Linked DNA regions of Homo sapiens: all the other regions are linked to region 3. Evidence: chromatin loops called from intact Hi-C (ENCODE). Cell type or tissue: heart right ventricle. All regions are shown on one strand.

What was found. A loop is a pair of places that touch in the nucleus more often than their neighbours do. Peaks named below come from ENCODE experiments on the same cell type or tissue, not always from the same donor. Only the 100,000 strongest peaks of a DNase experiment are listed, where the experiment ranks them.
Region 1: it touches region 3 in a loop (6-fold over the local background); 107 of 110 quality-filtered maps call a loop at or near these places.
Region 2: a loop joins it to region 3, with 10 times the contacts of the local background. A loop is called at or near these places in 9 of 110 quality-filtered maps.

The regions. Positions count from the first base shown.
Region 1 is chr1:234,485,922-234,488,421 of GRCh38, reverse strand. No RefSeq gene overlaps it. Among named protein-coding and RNA genes, the nearest start is that of TARBP1, 8.0 kb to the right of the region's middle. RefSeq lists a silencer at 1,283-1,372. In heart right ventricle, a CTCF peak has its summit at 1,282; a DNase peak (open chromatin) is centred at 1,311; H3K4me3 peaks cover 422 bases; H3K27ac peaks cover 498 bases.
Region 2 is chr1:234,113,347-234,115,846 of GRCh38, reverse strand. All of the region lies in intron 2 of SLC35F3 (solute carrier family 35 member F3), which reads right to left. Among named protein-coding and RNA genes, the nearest start is that of SLC35F3-AS1, 160 kb to the left of the region's middle. In heart right ventricle, CTCF peaks have their summits at 894 and 1,095 (motif pointing left); a DNase peak (open chromatin) is centred at 1,055; H3K27me3 peaks cover 1,240 bases.
Region 3 is chr1:235,092,603-235,095,102 of GRCh38, reverse strand. No RefSeq gene overlaps it. Among named protein-coding and RNA genes, the nearest start is that of LINC01348, 24 kb to the right of the region's middle. RefSeq lists enhancers at 1,063-1,222, 1,188-1,771. In heart right ventricle, CTCF peaks have their summits at 1,104 (motif pointing left) and 1,638; DNase peaks (open chromatin) are centred at 1,102 and 1,642; H3K4me3 peaks cover 953 bases; H3K27ac peaks cover 833 bases.

The DNA.
Region 1 (2,500 bases), 610 kb after region 3:
AACTATTTTCCCTCCTTTCCTTGGCAATTTATTATGCATATCTGCCATGTGAGTGGGGAACGTATGAGTAAGACCAGCAGTTCTCAATCCACTTGTGGAACCTTAAAAAAATGTATAGATGATTGTGCCCTGTACTCAGAGTTTCTAGATGAATTGGTCTGGGGTGAGGCCCAGGCATTCAGTATGAACATGTGTCTCCCAGTGATTAAAGATTTCTGGTGATTCTACTTGTTGGTTTCTGTTTCTTTATAGGTCTAAACGATCAAGTCTGGGCAACAGTGAATGTCAGTTTCAAGGCAGAAATGATGGTGGCAATCCGTTAGGAAGAGGCCCCTAACCCTGGAAAGCGGGAGGTGGTCAAAACTAATGGAGCTAGCAGGACTAAATGATAAGCAACTGGGTGGGAGTCCTGTACCAGAGAGAAATATAGAAAACTCAACAAGGGAAGCTTGAACAAACAGGGACTTATTTTTCTCATATTATAGACTATCAAGAAATAGATATTTGCTAGCATTGGTTGAATGGCTTCAAGGAACCCAGGTTCCCTCTGCGTTTTCTCCCCTGCGACTTTTCTTGTGGTGTTTGTCATCTCGTGCTTGTTCTCTCATGGGTTCAAGTTGGCAGCTATAGGTCCAGAGAGCACTCTGTGATCAGGCAGGAAGGAACAGAGGAGAACTGTGGCAACAATGGTTTCTTTCCTTTTATCAGAAGCAAAAGCTTTCCCAGACACATCCCTAGCAGACTGCTGCTTATGTCTCATTGTCCAAGACTAGGACACAGAGAGCACCCATTGCCCGACTTGTAATGATGGTTGGAGAAGCAGGGAACAGGCTTGTCCTGTTTGCTGCCTAAACATAAGCCATTGGCCAAGGGCCAGTATGTTGCCATCCTGAGAAAAATGAGGGTTTGACAGCGAGGGAGAAGGGAGGATGGTTGTGGGGTTAATAATGAATGGTGTCTGCCACAGATCCTCACTGGGAATTTGAGTTTTCTAGATATCGCACTTAACATAAACGTGTTAATGATTCTGCAGCTGCATTTTTCCACGGAGGTTCTCTGAGGGCTTTCGGGGGAACATCAGAAGGCAAAAATTTCAGACAGAGCCTATCAAGAATCTCCTTCCCTTTCTTAGAGCCTTAGACGTAAACAGCTGAAAGCTATAGCTGAAGTCTTGCTATGTAATTGCTATTTCCTTTCTTTTTATACTTGTTTTCCACTTTGCAACTATGAACATTTAGTTGAAAGGATGGAAAAAGCACACTGCGCTGACAACAGCACCATCTAATGTCCAGAGAAATGTCAGCTTCTGAACAGATGCTAGTTTTTGGTTATGCAACTGCCTGTGCATTCTGGACCATGAACGCATGCAAGATTTGTGCATTTAAGAAGCATCTTTTCAGTGGGGTTGGAGCTCTGTGTACCTCTCTCAGGTCAACATTGTTATCATTCATTACGTAGTCCTATAGCCCTCACAGTGCCATGGCGCCCTTGCCCAGTGCTTCCCTCATGGTATTACAAAAGACTGTTAAGCACCTGCAGTGTGTGCCTTGAAAATCCCAAACAGTGAGTCCATGCAAATGCTCTTTTTCTTTTTTGTAGAGACAGGGTCTCACTCTGTTACCCAGGCTGGAATGCAGTGGTGTAATCACAGCTCACTGCAGCCTCAATCTCCTGGGCTCAAGTGATCCTTTTGCCTCAGGCTCCCAAGTAGCTGGGACTACGGGCACATACCACCACACCCAGCTTTCTTTTTTTGGGGTAGAGACAGGGTCTCCCTATGTTGCCCAGGCTGGCCTCAAATTCCTGGCCTCAAGGGATCTTCCTGCTTCTGCCTCACAGTGCTGGGATTACAGGCAAGAGCCACCATGGCTGGCCCCATGCAAACACTCGTGAAGGAAGGAGACATTTGAAAGAACATTTATCTGGATCAGCTTCCCTGACTTATGCTTTCTATTTCCCTTTTACTCTTGCTCCTTTCTCCATTACCCTTACTAAGAAGGAAGCAGTGTCCATTTCAAGTTGGGAAAGTGAGAAGAGTCAGAATTAAAGTCAGAGATGCAGCAGAGCAATCACATCTATAGGTGCACCATTTCAGATCAGAAGGAAATAAAAAGCCATTTTTAGACACCTTATGGTGAGTTTTAAAATATAAGGTGTAGTCAATAACACCTCTACATTCTAAGTTTGTTGGAACCAGTGTAGTCAGAGCTGTGGGATGCAGAGGTGGAGGAGGGATCTCAGGGCAGAAAATGACTTCTCGGAGGCCCCTGCTGGACGTTCCCATCCAGGATGACAAAAGCACAGGCTTCTTTTTTATTTGATTTGATTTGATTTGATTTTTATTTTTGAGACGGAGTTTTGCTCTTGTTGCCCAGGCTGAAGTGCAATGGCGCGATCTTGGCTCCCTGCAACCTCCGCCTCCTGGGTTCAAGCGAGTCTCCTGTCTCAGCCTCCCGAGTAGCTGGGATTACAGGTGCATGCCACCATGAACGGCTAATTT
Region 2 (2,500 bases), 980 kb after region 3:
TAACCTCAAAACTGATTGAGATAAGTCTCAGATACTTTTTGGTTTACAATGGTTATGTAATAAAATGCCCTTGATTTTATAAAATACACACTGAGATATTTCGAGGTGAAGGAAAAGGAGCATTATACCCATGGCTTGTTCTCAAATGGTTCAGAAGACAGAATAAAGCAAATGTTAACATTTGAGAATCCAAGTGGATATGGAAATTCTTTTACTATTTTTGCAACTTTTCTCTAAGTCTGAAATTATTTCAAAATAAAAAGTTGAACATGTTAAGTGGGGATAGTGAGTAGATCTTAGGTTTACTTTATTCCTAAGCATTTGGATTCCAAGAGTGGGTGGTCCTAAGCCCAGAGAAGAGGCCAAAAGGGAAGCTGAGGGTAGACAAGGCAGTGGAATGTTCCTGGGGAAATGCTTTGGGTTGGCAAAGCATTGGTCCTCAGAGCAGCCCATTATGTAAGTGCATACAAGGGAAGGACCAGAGGACAAAGGACACAAATTAAAACCACAGATTCCAAAGCACCACAAGTCCACGCATAGGCAGATGTGTGGGCAGCCAGGAGTAAAAGGGGCAGCAATATTAAAGAGTAAAAGGTGTCGATGAGTACTTGGAAAGTGAATTATGAGGTCCCTCAAAAGGCAGAGAAAGCTTGCACATCCAGCTTCTTCCAGGAGATTCTTAGACACTTCCTTACTGGGGCAGAAACCTACCTGAACACTTTGGCAGCCACAAGCAAGTACAGGCAAGATGAATGCGCTTCCTTGGAGGAACAGAAACCCAAAACACTAGAGGCAGAGCCAGAAGACCTCATCATATTGACCCGTTTTATTTTATAGACCATATGGATACCTTTCTACCATATTTTAATATCAACTCAATACCCGGTCCCCTTTAAAGCTGTCTCTTTATAAACAATGACAGCCACAACAAACAAACAAAAAACCCACCAACATGTGGCAAAATGCACGCCGCATCTCAAATGCACGCCGCATCTCAAGATGACCCGTTTCCAAATACTGTTTTGAAATAAAGGAAGCCATGCTTAAATTATACTCCTTTAGCGCCATCTTGTGTCTGCACAATGAAAAACGCCTCTTTCCAACTCTTCCCCAAATGTCCAAGAAAGGGAAATCCCTCCTCATTCCAACCTAAAATTTTCCTAGGTTTAAAATTTCTTCTTCTGAGCTAAAATTACTCTTAAAAACACATTAAAAGAATTAAATCTCAATTCTCAGCAAACAAAGACATTCTTTTCAAAGTTAAGTGTACATGAACACAAGTGGAGAATAGCAAAAACAGATTAGTCTTGATTCACAAATCCCTTAACTATCTCACGGTATTCTGCAATTCTCCCTTCAAACTAATAGTACTCCATTAAAATAGAACCTTTCATAAATATGTCAGTTTATAATTAAAAACAAATCAGCCATATTGGAAATGTAGTTTTATCTTCTTTCCTTTACTCACATTTGAAGGACCAAACAAGCAATCTTTTAAAAACAGCAATAACAACAAAAACTCAAGAATTAGGAGCTTTTCATAACAATTTCAGTGCACATTTTTCAAATTTGTTTTCCTTTCCCAAACTTAAGCAAAAACTCATTATCTTCTCATCAGCAATAAATACCATGATATAAATTTCCAAAGAACAGCAGAAATCTATTAATGGCATGCAGTGGTGTGCTGGAGCCAACTCATACTGGCTCATAAGACTATCGTGTGTATCTCCTTCCAAACACAGTCTGTGATGTCACACTGGTAGTTTGAAACCAGCCATAGTGGGAGCACTTACCCTGCGGAACTGGCAAATGCTGCAAATCAGGGTCCCTCTTGCCCCAGTCTCCTCCTGGAGAGCCGATTGTTAAACTCTTACCAGCACACATTGCATAAGGGAGGCAAGAGAACACTTGTATCCGAGTCTTTGCACTTTGCTGAGAAATCTCTTACGTGTCACCAAAACCTTTTCTTATTTTTTTATTTTGGAGATGGCGTTCTGCTCTTGCTGCCCAGGCTGGAGTGCAATGGCACGATCTCGGCTTGCTGCAACCTCCACCTCCCGGGTTCAAGCAATTCTCCTGCCTCAGCCTCCCGAGTAGCTGGGATTACAGACGCATGCCATCATGCCTGGCTAATTTTTGTATTTTTAGTGGAGACGGGTTTCATCATGTTGGTCAGGCTGGTCTTGAACTCCTGATCTCAGGTGATCTGCCCATCTCATCCTCCCAAAGTGCTGGGATTACAGGCGTGAGCCACCATGCTTGCCTACATGTCACCGAAATCTTAATGGTCATGAACTAAAGTCTATGAACACAAGAAAGACTTCATTTTAGGGCAGCCTATAATTAAACAATTTAATATCTTAAATCCCAATTATACCTTCCAACATTACATTTACATTTAGCAGCTTCTTCCTCCTCTAGCTTCTTTAAATTTCTCATAAATCAAGAGAAAATAAGTATTAGCCTGTAGTGAGTATGTTCAGAGCTTACTTTATGAAAC
Region 3 (2,500 bases):
CACTTATTATGGGGCTCTTGGGAGAAGGCAAGAGGGAGAGATGGAGGATGTTGGTCTCCATGCAGGATCACGGCTGCCGGGCACGGTGGCTCACGCCTGTAATCCCAGCACTTTGGGAGGCCGAGGCGGGCAGGTTGCCTGAGCTCAGGAGTTCGAGACCAGCCTAGACAACAGGGTGAAACCCCGTCTCTACTAAAATATAAAAAATTAGCTGGGCACGGTGGCGTGTGCCTGTAGTCCCAGCTACTCGGGAGGCTGAGGCAGGAGAATTGCTTGAATCCAGGAGGCAGAGGATGCAGTGAGCTGAGCGCCGCCTGGACGACAGAGTGAGACTCCATCTCCAAAAAACAAACAAACAATAAAAAAGATCACGGCTTCTCTGGAACAACAGCTCAAGCTGTGTGTGTGATAGTTAACTTTATGTGTCAACTGGGAGGGTGTTTTTGTATGAGATCAACATTACAGCCAGGCATGGTGGTGCACACCTGTAATCCTAGCTACTTGGGAGGCTGAAGTGGGAGGATTGCTTGGGGCCAAGAGTTTGAGGCTGCATTGAACTATGATTGTGCCACTGCACTCTAGCCTGAGCAACATAGCAGGATCTCATTTTATATTTAAAAAAATCCCAAAACATATTGGTAAACTCTGAGTAAAGCAGAGGCCCTCTCTAATGTCGGTGGGTCTCATCCAATCAGTTGAAGATCTAAGTAGAACAAAAAGACTGGCCTTCCCAAGCGAGGGAAGTTATCCGGCAGAACGCCCTGGGACTTCTCTGCACCTTCCGCTCTCCTGGGTCTGGACTGTGCTGGCCCACGCCTTGGGTTTAGGACCTGCCAGCCTCCACAATCACGAGCCCATTCCTCAACGTGAAACTCTTCCTCTCTCTACACACATCCTGTTGGTTTTGTTTCCCTGGAGAACTGTAATACAGCATGTCCCGCTGATCCTGGCTTATTTGTACCAGATCTTAGACTTTCAGTCAAGGGGCCCTCATAGATAAACTGCTTCAATCTTCCAGGAAACCCCTATACCAAAAACTCATGCTGCTCGGCCCGCCTCTCAGCGCCTTCTTGGTGTGCTTGGGCGCCATCTAGTGCCTACCGCAGGCACTGCGATGACCTACCCGCCTCTTTCATCTCTATCATCACCGGTTTAATTCCTTAAGCACATATTAGTAGACCTCCATATTCGTGTGCATCATTCGCTCTTCTGTTCGCTCAACAAACATTTAGCGAAGGTTTGTTTATGCACAAGGCATTGCCACAGATGCAAGACCGCCCAGCAGGTGGCTTCTCCCCTTTGTGGAACTCACAGATCAGCTGGAGACAGGGAATAAATGCAGATTACAGTCAGGTGAGAGCAGGGCCACGCGGAAAGCATGATAAAGAGCTCAGGAGCTAAGGGGGTGAGCAAGGGGGACTGCGGGGAGGGCCACTGTCGATGCAGTGTTTACTGCGTTCCAGGCGTGGAGTGGGCTCTGGACACACAGGGGTGACCGTCACTCCCCGTAGCAGCATCCAGCCTGCTGGGGCCTCCTCTCCCCTGCTTGCATTCGGATTGCGCTCTAGGACAGTTCGTGATGGTCCCCAGGCCACAGCACCGAGAATGACTTCCTTGCATTTGCCAGAGTGTGGCAGTGGTTCTTCAAAAATCAGGCTCTGCACTTGGAAGCTCCAGGCGAGACACTTGGGCTGCAGCTCCTGAGGGCTGCCTTGCTGGGAAGGGGTGGGGACGTCCCGCCGGGGATCAAGGTGAAGGTGGGTGTGTGGCCGGATCCCTGCTTGTTTCCTGCTCCCTAGGGCCTAACTCCTCACCCCTCACTCTGCTGAGAATTGATGAGGAGGAAACAAGGGGAAGGCTTTGGGTCCTCGTACCCCTGTTGTCCAGGCTCCCGCCCCGTTCGGACGACCAGCGCTTCCCGGCTCCCCGTCATGCTTCCCCATGGGACTCCAGTCAGCAAGGATCCCGCTGAGTTCACACGTGCTCAGGGAGTGGCCCTGAGACTTGGGTGCTCCTTCCCATGAGGCTGACTGTGCTGGCGAAGCCACTGTAAGCCAGTAGTAATGATCACTCCGGGCCTACTGTGTGCTAGATGCTGAGTGCTGTTACTTAAGTCACCTCTAACCCTCTAACCTTTTTTTTTTTTTTTTTTTTTTTTTTTTTGAGACAGAGTTTCACTCTTGTTGCCCAGGCTGGAGTGCTGTGGCACAATCTCGGCTCACTGCAACCTCCGCCTCGCGGGTTCAAGTGATTCTCCTGCCTCAGCCTCCTGAGTAGCTGGGATTACAGGCATGTGCCACCATGCCCGGCTAATTTTGTATTTTTAGTAGAGATGGGGTTTCTCCATGTTGGTCAGACTGGTCTTGAACTCCCGACCTCAGGTGATCTGCCCGCCGCGGCCTCCCAAAGTGCTAGGATTACAGGCGTGAGCCACCGCGCCCGGGCAGTCACCTCTAACCCTTCTAAACCTTTCTAGGTGGTGTTCTTGTTTCACACGGAT